2 separate regions of the Homo sapiens genome follow, and region 2 is linked to region 1. Evidence: chromatin contacts called from ENCODE Hi-C or POLR2A ChIA-PET data. All regions are on one chromosome and are shown on one strand. The core of a region is the stretch at or near the end of the contact, and the rest is flanking DNA. Distances in the headings are between cores, read along the strand shown.

The links. A loop is a pair of places that touch in the nucleus more often than their neighbours do. ChIA-PET counts read pairs that join two places held with the same protein, here RNA polymerase II (POLR2A). Pooled maps may share reads with other maps.
Region 2: a map of psoas muscle shows a loop between it and region 1 (2.1-fold over the local background). The contact joins two enhancer-like sites. A Hi-C loop is called at or near these places in 1 of 168 maps with a recorded cell type or tissue (psoas muscle) and 1 of 50 pooled maps. POLR2A ChIA-PET finds 5 or more read pairs at or near these places in 8 of 52 experiments (HCT116, HEK293, K562 and 5 more).

What each region holds. Positions count from the first base shown.
Region 1 is chr6:44,411,213-44,417,890 of GRCh38, reverse strand. All of the region lies in intron 8 of CDC5L (cell division cycle 5 like), which reads right to left. Among named protein-coding and RNA genes, the nearest start is that of MIR4642, 21 kb to the left of the region's middle. RefSeq lists enhancers at 2,160-2,269, 2,300-2,429. Within about 2 kb of position 2,315, at least 3 of the 41 ENCODE cell types and tissues checked have a DNase peak (open chromatin) inside an H3K27ac peak, as active enhancers do.
Region 2 is chr6:44,451,683-44,458,207 of GRCh38, reverse strand. No RefSeq gene overlaps it. Among named protein-coding and RNA genes, the nearest start is that of MIR4642, 19 kb to the right of the region's middle. RefSeq lists a silencer at 1,669-1,778. Within about 2 kb of position 1,352, at least 3 of the 41 ENCODE cell types and tissues checked have a DNase peak (open chromatin) inside an H3K27ac peak, as active enhancers do.

The DNA.
Region 1 (6,678 bases), core at 1,066-3,565:
GCCAAATGTCTGAATGCCTGGGTTTTAGTCTGGCTTCACCACTGAATTCTCTATCCAGTCTTCATTAGTATCTCTGAGGTCTGTTTCTTCTACTGGGAACTTAAGATACTCCCAAGCAACCTTTCCACTGCACAAGAAAACAACTTGTGGGGGTCAGGTCCCTTTCAGAAGTCTTGCTGATCTCTTTAGGCAGAACTGACCATGTTCTCTTTAGTCCCTTCACTGTAACCCTGTCCTCAGTGCTATCTTTGTACCCATAAATCTCTTTATGTCCAACTTAGGGCCTGTGGCAAAGTTTATTTTCCAAAGATGGTCACAACCTTCTCTCTCATGTTTCATGTTCTTAAAATCCAACTGTGATACTCCTTCCATCAAGAGGTAGGGTCTATGTTCCCTCCCCATAAATCTAGGTGGGCTTGTGATTCACCTGAAACCAACAGAACACAACAAAAGTGACAATGCTTGACCTCCCAGGTTAGTTTAGAAAAAATAACGCAGCTTCCCACCGCACTCACAGTGGAGCCCTGAGATACCACGTGAGAAGTTCAACTGTTCTGAGACCACTACACTATGAGAAAGCCCAAGCCTCATGGAAAGACCACATGCAGATTCACTCCACATTCCCAGCTGAGGACCCACCCCACCAACAGCCAGCATCAACCACCAGACATGGAAAGACAACACCTCCAAATGACTCTATCCCCTATCCATCAAATCACACAGAACCGCTGAGTCCTCCTTACTAAGGCCCTAGACATCATGGAGCACAGACTAACCACTCCTTCTGTGCCCTGTCTGAATTCCTGACTCACAGAAGTCATAAGCATAGTAAAATGCACTAAATCACTAAATTTTGAGGCAAAATGAAAATAACCAGAGCAAGACTTATTCCATTATTCTGTATATCTTTATTCATGAAAAAAAATCTTGAATTTCACATTATCAAAGGCCCTGTGTGTGTCCTTTTTGCTATTCCAAATATAAAGCATTTACTAGAAAGAAACGTATGTAGGCTTAGATCTTCTGCATAGGAAAGAGGAGAAATAAGAATCAAATGGCAAAAGTATATATTCCTGGAAGAGTGGGTGACGTGAAATATCATATGTGCCAAAATTACAAATAGGCAACACTCCCAAAAATGGTGTGGCTAAAGGAGTGGGGGAGTTTGGCCCAGTATGAGATTGGCCCAGTAAAATGCCGGTGCATCTGAGAGCTGTCTCCTATGTGGTGAATTATCCTTTGTTGACGTGGTTACACTGGGATGTTTCCCAGAATCCTCTTCCATCTTGGTACTGAGTAGAGTTCATCAAAAGTAAAACAGAGGTAGAGGCAGAAGGAGAAGCAGAGGTGACAGAGGTGAAGTAGCAACCACTACACTCTGAAGGCCATCATTGGTCAGAGGTAGTGACAGACTTGCAGAGGAGCTGGCAAGTTTCAGTGTGTCCTTGCACCCCACTGCTCCATATATCCAATTCTCCTCCTTTACAGGCAGCCCTGGTGACCAGACTTCTGCTTCAAACTCACAGAAACAGTAGTGACAAAGAGTCAACAACCCTCCAGACTTCCATGCCTGGCCTCCAGATTTCCCTGTAAGCTATGACTCACTCCACACCAGGGCTGGTGACCTTTCTCCAATCTTTAACACTCCTTTTCAGACCTTTAATGCCCTGCTTTTCCCATAACTGTATATGGGACTAATTCCTCTAACAAATTCCTTATTCCATGATTTTCCTAGTGGTTCTGTTTCCTTAATTAAATCTTGACTGATATACCCTAGACTACATCAGAGGAGGCCAAGAGACAGAAGCAAAACTCCTCTTACCCCTAGCTACACACAACAGCAGCCAGAGGTACCGCCTTTATCACACATAGAACAGACACTGAACCAATAAAAGCTCACAAAGTGAAAACAAAATTTATCAAAATTTTACAAAAAAATATGTCACAGACTAGACTAAATCTCAACTTCTGTCAGTTCATCTTAGAGGTTCCAAAGGGCTTCAACCAATCATAATCATTTTCATTAGTAGACATTTATTTTACTGTGGCAGAGACTTCTTGTCACCAAGCACCCATTCTCTTCCTCCATAGTAACAGAAGCCTCAATTCTTAACCACCACCTGGCTACCCAGAACAAATATCACATGCCCCAGTAGCTAGGACATGTGTGCCTAAGTTCTGGCCAGCAGGACAGACAGAATGATGTGTGCAAGAGATGTGTTCTTAAGAAGGGAAAGGGTGTGCCCTTTTTCCTCCTTCTTGCAGGCTATATGCAAACATGACGGCTGGCCCTGCAGCGACTGTACCTGCCACAAGGAGAAACTAAGAAGAGAAACCTGACATGGGGGAGGACAAAAAAGCAGGTGCCCAGGTCCCTGACACCAGGGAGTGCCACACAAGCCCCAGTTTGATTTATCTCTCAACACTTAGAACATGAAACAGAAATAAACCTCTATTCTATTTAGGCCACTGTTAGAGGTTTTCTGTTACAGCTAAACCCAATTCCAACAAATATATAACTTCCCCCACATCTTTTAGAAGAGAAATCCAAAGTTACAAGCCCCAAACTTACTGCATATGGCTCAGGTTCTAAACCTGTTTTGTGCTTTTTCAAAATAACTACTACGCTCCCAGTTAACATTCACTCATTACTTCAATATTCTTTAACAATCAGTTAAAAAGCCTATTAAAAACACAAAAGGATACTACAAGGCTATAGGAATTAAGACAGTGTGGTACTGGCACAGGATAGATAATAGATCAATGAGACAGAATTGAAAGTCCAGAAATAAACCCTTACATTAATGGTCAATTGATTTTTTTAAGGGCTGCTAAGAACATACAACGGGAAAAGAACAGTCTTTACAACAAATTGTGTTAGGAAAACTGGATATCCACATGCCCAAGAATGAAGGTAGATCCATACCTAACAGTACATAAAAAACTAACTCAAAGTGGATCACAGACCTAAATGTAAGCACTAAAACTATAAAATCTGAGGAAAAAACATGGGAATAACTCTTCATGACCCAGGGTTGGAAAGAATTTCTTGGATAAGATTAAATGCATAAGCAAAAAAGAAAAAGATAGCTAAACTATACTTCATGAAAATATAAGCCTTCTGTACTGCAAATGAGAACATCAAGAAAGTGAAAACACAACCTACAAAATGAGAGGAAACATCTGCAAGTTATATATCAGATAAGGAACTTATATCCAGAATATACAAAGAACTCTTACAATTATAAAAAACCCAGTCAGGTGCAATGGTTCACGTATATAATTCTAGCACTTTGGGAGACTCGGGTGGGAGAATCTTGAAGCCAGGAGTTCAAAACCAGCCTACGTAACACCAGCAAGACCCTGTCTCTACAAAAAAAATTTTTAAATTAAAAAAAAAAAAGATAACCCAATTTAAAAATGAGTAAAGAAGATGAATAGCTATTTCTAAAAAAAAATACACACACACACACACACACACACACACACACACACACACACACACACAGGCCAGGCCAGGCACAGTGGCTCACGCCTGTAATCCCAACACTTTGGGAGGCCAAGGTGGGAGGATCGCTTGAACCCAGGTCTTCAAGACTAGCCTGGACAACATAGTGAGATCCCATCTCTACAAAAATAAAAAATTAGCCAGGCACAGTGGTGCACACCTGTAGTCCCAGCAACTTGAGAGGCTGTGGTGGGAGGGCTGCTTGAACCAGAGAAGTTGAGTCTGCAGTGAGCCATAATGGTGCCACTGCACTCCAGCCTGTGTGACAGAGCAAGACCCTGTCTCAATAACAACAACAACAAAGATATAAAAATAACCAATAAGCACATGAAATGTCATTAGCTATTAGGGAAATGCAAATCAAAAACACAAGATATCACTTCACAACTAGGATCTGTTTGATTACAAGATGGCTATAATCAAAAAGACAGAAAACAAGTGTTGGTGAGGATGTAAAGAATTAGAACCCTTCCACATTCCTAATAAAAACGTACAATGTGCTAGGCACGGTGGCTGATGCCTGTAATCCCAGCGTTTTGGGAGGCTGAGGCAGAAGGATCACTTGAGGTCAGGAGTTCAAGACCAGCCTGGGCGACACAGTGAGACCCCCATCTCTACAAAAAATTAGAAAATTAATTGGGCCTGGTAGTGCATGCCTGTAGTACCAGCTACTCGGGAGGCCAAGTTGGGAGGATCACTTGAGCCCAAGAGGTCAAGGCTTCGGTGAGCCATGACTGCACCACTGCACTCCAGCCTGGGCAACAGAGCAAGACCATGTCTCAAAAATAAACAAATAAAATGGTGCAGCGACTTTGGAAAACAGTCTGGCAGTTCCTCATAAAGTTAAACATAGTCACCATAGGACCCAGTAATTCCATTCCTAGGTATCTATGCAAGAGTAAGGAAAAAAACATGTCCACACAAACATCTGTTCAAAGCAGCATTATTCCTAACAGTCAAAAGGTAGAAACAACTCAAGTGTCTATCAGCTGATAAGTGGATAAACAAAACATGGTATATTCATACAATGGAATATTATGCAATGACAAAAAGGAATAAAGTACTGATAAAAGCTACAACATGGATGAACCTTGACGATATAATGCAAAGTGAAAAAAGCCAGTCACAAAACATCATATATTATATGATTTCATTTACATATATGTGCAGAATAGGGAACTCTATAGAGACACAAAGTAGATTAATGGGTGCCTAAAAACTTGGCAGGTTTGAGGGGAATGGGGAATAACTGCTAATGGGTATGGGTTTTCTTTCTGGATGATGAAATTATTCTAAAATTGGGCCGGGCGCGGTGGCTCACGCCTGTAATCCCAGCACTTTGGGAGGCCGAGGCGGGCGGATCACGAGGTCAGGAGATCGAGACCATCCCAGCTAAAACGGTGAAACCCCGTCTCTACTAAAAATACAAAAAATTAGCCGGGCGTAGTGGCGGGCGCCTGTAGTCCCAGCTACTTGGGAGGCTGAGGCAGGAGAATGGCGTGAACCCGGGAGGCGGAGCTTGCAGTGAGCCGAGATCCCGCCACTGCACTCCAGCCTGGGCGACAGAGCGAGACTCCGTCTCAAAAAAAAAAAAAAAAAAAGAAATTATTCTAAAATTGACTGTGGTGATGGTTATACAACTCGGTAAATACAGTAAAAATGGGTGAATTCTGTAAGAATGGTATCTCAATAAAACTGTTTAAAAACCATGAAAGGAGTTCCATTAAATGTCCCTTATATTGTCCTATAATGTAATTTTTTCCCAAAATTAAAAAAAAAACTATTTTTTTTAATTTCAAGTGTGAATATTCACACTTGCAAACTTCTTCAAACAGCACCACTGAAAAAAGTGGGGGGTCAGGTGCAGTGGTTCATGCCTGTAATCCCCAGCACTCTGAGAGGCCAAGGCGGGCAGATCACTTGAACCCAGGAATTCGAGACCAGCCTGGGGCAATATGGCGAAACCCTGTCTCTACTAAAAGTAAAAAAACTGTCTGGGCACAGTGGCCGTGATCATGCCACTGCACTCCAGCCTGGGTAATGGGAGTGAGACCCTGTCTGAAAAAAAAAAAAAGTGGGGGACAGGTTATTCCTATCTGTCACAGAAGTGGAGACATCTGAAAGGCTGAGGCATGGATAAAGTGACAGAACCAGGAAAGCATGCTCTGTATTTTAATGAAAGGGCTGGATAAGTGCTGCACATGCACGAGCAATACTAAGCCATGTAACACTGACAGAGCCTCTATCAGAAGCATCTCCATCACTTCAGGGCCACCAGGAGAAGATGGCTAGTGGGATTCTTACAATACCTATAGCCATTATTGCCCCCTGTTATTAACAGGTCTATACAGTTTAAGTGGATTCCTGTCTGTATTCTGGACTGTTTAGGTCCCTCCATATTTCCTCTGTGAGTGGTTAGGTTTTCTCTTTCCCAGTCTGTCCGAACAGGCTTATCTGACACTTTATCTGGCCTTGAACACCCTGAAACACATTCCTTACTTGTGTTCAGAATCCAAGGAAATAAATGCAAGATCACATTATTGTTTTTAAAGCTTCTGATATGCTAGATATTTTACTTATTTACTTGAGAAACCCTATGTTCAGACCTCCTCAAAGCCTTGAGCTGGCTAATAACTAGTGTGCCATAATTTTGTAAACTTTCACGAAACAATATAAAATGAGAAGAAAAAGAGTGATAATAAAAAACAAAGTCTATAGGATTTTTAGTCACACACACACACACACTCTCTCTCTCTCTCTCTCTCTCTCTCTCTGTCTCTCACAGGATTTACAAAAAACAGAGGGGCTTTACTCTCTGAAGAGAGTACAAAAAAGATTTCTAAACCAGAGAATACCAGGAAGAGTTAAGAGCAAAATTATCACTATGAAAATAGAGAAATGAAGCAGAAGTTTTTAATTTTAGATTGGAGACATCCAGCCTTTTTCCCCAACTAGGTTCCCAGAGACTGGCCAACTTTATACCCTGTAGATAGGAGACTGGAAATTACTTCTCTGAGGAATATGACTAACCTAAGCAAAAACAACTAACACTGACCCAAAAGAACTAACACTGACATCAAGAACTCTCCCAGTGAAACATCCCAGCCAGATCAGCCTCCAGGGAAGCCAGGAGTCAAGGAGCCCTACCCACACCTAAGGAGCTTCCAATC
Region 2 (6,525 bases), core at 103-2,602, 41 kb before region 1:
CCCTTTACTCATGCCTCAACCTAAATGAGCTTCTCTCCTCTTCTGCTGGTAAAAGCCCATCTGCCCTTTAGAACAACAAACGCAACCCCACATGCACCACCTGCCCAGTCCAGGCTGCAGCTCCCGCCTGTGTTCCATGGCCCATGACTCTTAGCTCTGTTTTACAACCTGCTACATGATATTGTCACCATGTTGCCACACCTGACCTCCCCTCCCCACCTGCGGAGCAGACCTAGTTCCTCTGAACCAGGAATCGCATCTTGTCTGTCTTCTGAATGCAGCGTCGGCAATCATGTGTGCCCTCTGCAAGTTACTGAATTGTATTGGGAAGGCATGGGGAACACTCCTTCTCCATTCCTCTGCTTTCTAAGAGAGGGGTTTTCCCTAAACTCTCCTGGCCTCCTGCCTAGAGACGTAGGAGTAACCAGACTGGCGGGTGACAGCCAAAAGCCAAGAGTCCCAGGCCTCTTTCTCCTTTTCTTCTCGTCCTAGACCAGAATGAGGCATCAGTCTGGGTGAAGGAGTCCACTCTGCAAATTCACCCTGGCCCATAAGGGGCAGCTCTGAGGCCCAACGGTGGTGGGCGCTCTAGGAAGCCACTGCTAGCATGAATCTAAGCCCTATCTGCTTTTATCAGTAACCATGTTGATTTTTCATCTGTTTCTTTCTTCTTGTTTCCTCCTCTCTCTTACTTAATTTAGTCTTTGGTAGGAAGGAAATGGGTGGAATTTGCCCTTTCAAACTTGATCTCCATCTATAAGAGGAAGACAATCGAGTACTGACACTTCTGTTTTGTGAGGATCATATCAGACAAGGAACAGGCGGGTTTAACCTCATCCCTAGTATGTCAGATGATTACTCAACACAAGCCATTAGAATTAGAGATACCTACAATGTTTGTTCTATGTACAGATCAGTCTCCAAAAACAACCTCCCTCTTAACCTCCAGATCCATATTTTCCAACACCTGCTTGACATTTCTACTAATAGCAAACCTTTCATCTTTTCTCCAAAATCAGTTTCTCATGCCCTTCTGTCAGAGGTATCATCATTGTCCATCAGAGACATATCCAGGCACCAACACCTTCCACTCTGCCTCCCCAAAGCTCTTGAATACACCCCGCTTCCTTCTCCATTACCCCACTCTCATCATCTGCTCGCAGACTCCTGCAATAACTTCTCACGGTCTTCCTGCCTCCGTCTCTCTTTTCTCCAAACCCATTACGGGCCCTGCCTACAGGTTAGTCTTCCGAGCACTGCTGGAGGCATTCAAAACAATCCCAGTAATCAGCTCCAAAGACGTGGCACTTTAAAGTCACGTCCCGGTGACTCATTGCCTCCTCCACACCCCTGGAGCCCCCACTAGGGCTGGACGCTCAGGCTTCAGCAGTAAATACGGTGAGCCCCACCCTACACGCTCAGTCTGTTTTCGGGAGGCTTAAATCCCAGGTCGAATGAACCTCTGTTTTTCAAAGAGCATTGGTTTAGTTTAGGTTTTTCCCTGCACTTATTTGCTATGGTTTTGTCATCAAGCAAAAGCATTGCTTTTGTTTCATAATCTGCTAGGGTTTTTAAGACCCGGTATTGTTTTGGAATTCATCTAGTTCAAAATAAATTTTTTTTTAAAAAAGCAAGTTTGCTTAAAAATAGTGATGACAGTTGAGAATGAACATGTTCTGCTTCTCGGATTTGAAGGTCAAAAAATCTTAACCCAGTTCTTGGTCCCTCGGTTAAAAGCCATTCCTCTGTTTAACCACCAGATGGCACTGGAGCCGCGGTGGGCTGGGCCAGCTGGCTCCAGAGTTTAGGACCACACCCCAAGAGGGCCTGGACAGAGAGGAGATGGGTGGAATTTGGAAGAGATGTCCCACCACTTCCTTAACCAACCATACAGGCATGTCACTTTTATTTTATTTTATTTTATTTTATTTTATTTTATTTTATTTTATTTTATTTTATTTTATTTTATTTTATTTTATTTATTTTATTTTATTTTATTTAAGACAGGGTCTTGCACTGCCAGTGATCTCAGCTCACTGCAACCTCCGCCTCCCAGGTTCAAGTAATTCTCCTGCCTCAGCCTCCTGAGTAGCTGGGACTTCAGGCGTGTGCCACCACACCCATCTAATTTTTGTATTTTGAGTAGAGACAGGGTTTCCCCACGTTGGCCAGGCTGATCTGGAACTCCTCGCCTCAAGTGACCTGCCCACTTCAGCCTCCCACCACGCCCAGCCAGCATGTCACTTTAGAACCGATTTTTATTAAAGACAAGAACAAATATTAATAATTGATTACCATCGAAGCAATAGTGGGAAAAAACCCCAAATATGTGATTTAGAAAATCCCAGTCTGTGGCTCACACAAGTCTGCATGTCATGATTCTCTTTAGTTCCACCTTCTTGTTCCATCTCACCCCCAGAAAATGACACCTTCTACAGAAGAAGCTGGAAAAAAAAATCCCTCTAGTTTACTGCCTGTCCCATCTGCATGCTTACCACTAAGATCCTGCCATCCCTGGGAGCTCAGTTCTCCAAGGCTCAATTCCCAAGGTGTAATCCCTGAAGCATTTAGTAACTGTTCATCCACATGGGCTCCTCCTAACTCAGCAAGCAGAGATGAGGTGGCTCGCTCCCGCCAAGCCTCTCGGTTCCCTGCCACTTGAACACTAAAATAAAACGTGACCTGGTGCCTGTAATCCCATCACTTTGGAAGGCCCAGGCCGGTGGATCACTTGAGGTCAGAAGCTCAAGACCACCCTGGACAACATGAGGAAACCCCTTCTCTACAAAAAATAATGTGGGCAGCTGCCATCCTCCTTTTTCTTCCACCAGATTTTCAGAACCAATTAAGAGAAGCTTGAGGGAAGACACTGGAAATTTCTATGGACGTTTGAAACTTCTAGCCTAGGCAGGGTGTGGTGGCTCACACCTATAATCCCAGCACTTTGGGAGACTGAGGCGGGAGAATCCTGTGAGGCCAGGAGTTCAAGACCAACCAGGGCAACACAGAGAGATCCTGTCACTACAAAAAAACTAACTTCTAGATTTCTCAAGCAAGCAAAGCCTACATCTGGGCAGGTTTTCTTGATCTCTCCTTCCTCAGATGAAGAGTTTTAAAACCCAAACTATAGTTGACAGACCTGACCATTTTTGTGGGGAAGCAGGAAGCTCACCTTGGAGTAATCAAATAACCATCTCCCACATATCCTTTCTTTTATAAATTTTGTGTTTAACATAGACAACGTGTTATGAAATACATGAAATACATATAGATAGTAAAAATCACTACTATAGTGAAGCAAGTTTGACATAGCCATCATCTCACAATTACCCTTCTTGTGTGGCAAGAGCAGCAAAAAGCTACCCATTTAGCAAAAATCCTGAGTACAATTCAGTATTAACTATAGTGCTCATATTGTACATTAGATGGCTAACTTGTCCATCCTACAGAGCTGCTACTTTGCATCCTTTGAATTAGAGCTCCACATTTCCTACTCCCCCAATCCCTGATAACCACCATTTTCATCTCTATGTGTTAGACTTTTTGTTTTTAGATTTCATGTGAGATGGTGCCATATTTTTCTGTGTCTGCCTTATTTCACTTAGCATAATGTCCTCCAAGTTCATCCATGTTACAGCACATGGCAGGATCTCCTTTTTTAAGGCAGAATATTACATCGTGTGTGTGCGCGTGCGTGTTTCCACATGAATCTGTCGATGGGCAGTTAGTTGTGCTTCTGTGTTTCCTATTGTGGATAATGCTGCAATGAACATGAGAGACCAGATATCTTTATGAAGCAGTGATTGCATTTCCTGTGAGTGTATACCCAGAAGAGGGATTGCTGAGTCATATGGTAGGTTTACCTTTTACTTTTTTAGGAACCTCTGTACTGTTTTCCATAATGGCTGCACTAATCTACACTCCCACCAACAGCATACAAGGATTCACTTTCTCCACACCTTCTAGTTCCACCTCACCCCCAGGCTGGTCTCAAACTCCTGACCTCAAGTGATTTTCCCACTACAGGCTCCCAAAACACTTGGATTACCGGCATGGGCCACCACACCAGCCAGAATATGTTATTTTAAAAATCGTTAAGGGAGACAAAATATATCTAGAATTCATTAAGTGGAAGTGGATCATCATGAAGGTCTTCATCTGCATCATCTTCACATTGAGTGGGCCGAGGAGGAGGTGGAAGGGAAGGGACTGGTCTTGCTGTATTAGGGATGGCAGAGGAAAAAGAAAATCCTTGTATAATTAAACTGCAGTTCAAACCCATGTTGTTCAAGGGTCAACCATACTGTCATTTCAACATGTAAGCAATATAAAAAAATTGAGCTATATTACATTTACTTTCATATTGTCTTCAAAACCCAGTATTTTACACTTAATAGCATACCTCAAATTTTACAACAGCCACGTTTCAGGCAGTCAGCAACCACGTGTGGCTAGTGGCTCCCATACGGGACAGCACAGCTCTACATGGTACATTAACAAGTCTCTTATAACTGGTAATTTTAATACACATATATTACTAAGTTATTGTCTTTTTTCAAAGAAAAAAATCTTGAGACAGGACAAAGCTTTTGAAATATTTAAGCCTATCTTTAAAATGTTAGTCTATTAACCATTGAGATTACTAACCTCTCTTCAATGTTTTAGTGAATAGACATGTATGACAACGTCCCCATGAAGTTACAGCAGAGTTGAAAAATTTGTATCACCTAGTGATGTCATAGCTGTCATAAAGTGTAACACAATTACTTTACTTTTCAAATTTAGTGTAGCCTAAGTGTGCAGTGTTTGTAAGTCTACAGTAGTGTAATGTCCTAGCCTTCACATTCACTCACCACTCATTCACTGACTCACCCAGGGCAACTTCCAGTCCTGCAAGCTCCACTCATGCTAAGTGCCCTATACAGGTGCACCATTTAATCTTTTATGCCATATTTTTACTGTATATTTTCTTTATATATATATATATTTGTATACCTAACATAGGTATATTTATGTATGTATACCTATGTTAGGTATACAAATAGTTGACTGTTACACTTGCCTACGGTATTCAGTACAGTAACGTGCTGTACAGATTTGTGGCCTAGGTGTGTGGCAGGCTGCATCATCTGGGTTTGTGTTAAGTACACTCTAAGATGCTCCCACAACAACAGAGTCACCTACCAACACATTCCTCAAAAGGTATCCTCCCCATCAAGTGATGAGTAACTGTACTTTCTGATCTGATAGCAGAGCTGGCTAATGAGCCAGTAGTATACACAACCCGGATACACTGGACAATGGGATGATTCGCCTCCTGGGCAGGATGGAGTGAGACCATGAGAGATTTCATCACACTACTCAGAACTGTGTGTAATTTTAAAAGCACGAATTACTTCTTTCTTTCTGGAATTTTTGAGTTAATATTTTGGGGCCATGCTGACTACAGATTATAAATCTCAGAAAGTGAAACCTCAAGGGGGGACCTACTGTAATATTGCCTGAACTCCCCTCCTTGGCCTTATCTCTGGCAGCAAATGTGCAGAGGAGACCCAAAGAAATAATGTAGGACTGCAGGAAAGATGAGGAACCAAGGAAACACTTTCAACAAATAATCCAAGCCCAAGAGGCCAGGCAGAGGTGAAAAACTTGGACCCAAACCAAGAGATTGGCCACCAGGGACAACCAGATGAAATAAACAGCCTTAAATAATGATGAATAGGATGCATACCCTGGAGATCCCCCAGAGACATATATAAGCCGTCCCCTGACCACAGTATAAAGGAGCTGCTAAAGGAATTAAAATTGGCTCAAACCACTGCTTCATTCTTTACTCAGAAGTCCAGAAAACTACAGGCTTGAGTGTGATTTTGAAAAACAACGGTTATTGTGCCAGCTCCAAATCCACCCTGCTTTATGATACAGGAGTTGTAACCTAGAAACGTTTCCGTTTTGCCAGTGGATCCAACAGCACAGCCACTGAGGGACACAACAAGTGGAAGCGGCTTCACTTCTGGTTCTGGCGCTTTTCCTTCTTGCTCCTACTGTGTCACTGTCAGCATGTGGCTTCCTTGCCACCAGTGGCACCTCTGCCGGGGAGGCATGGGAGACCCAGTGGTGTGGGCGCTCTGGAGTTCTGCTAACGCCCCAGGAGGCAGGTTTCCTCCAAGTATCAAGAGCACCCTCAGCAAGTGACTTCCTAGTGAGGTTCCCTGGCACCCTGGCACCTCAGCAAACTTCTCCACCCACACTCTCTTCAGTGAGATGTGAATCTCAGCCTTTGAGGAGGCGGGAAAGGGCTCTTCCAAGTCTTTCTTCGGTTACTCTGTCTGCAGGTAGCAGCTGCTCCCTACATCTGCCATTCCTGTATTATTTAGAGATGTCTTTGTCCCTCTTAGTAGTTAACTCCCTACTACTGGTCAGTAATCTTCATATTGAGTCTTCCTTGTTCAAATTACTGGTTTGCTTTCTTTCTCCTGAACAGATCCTAAACCCTGAATGATACCATAATTATTTGTAAGATTT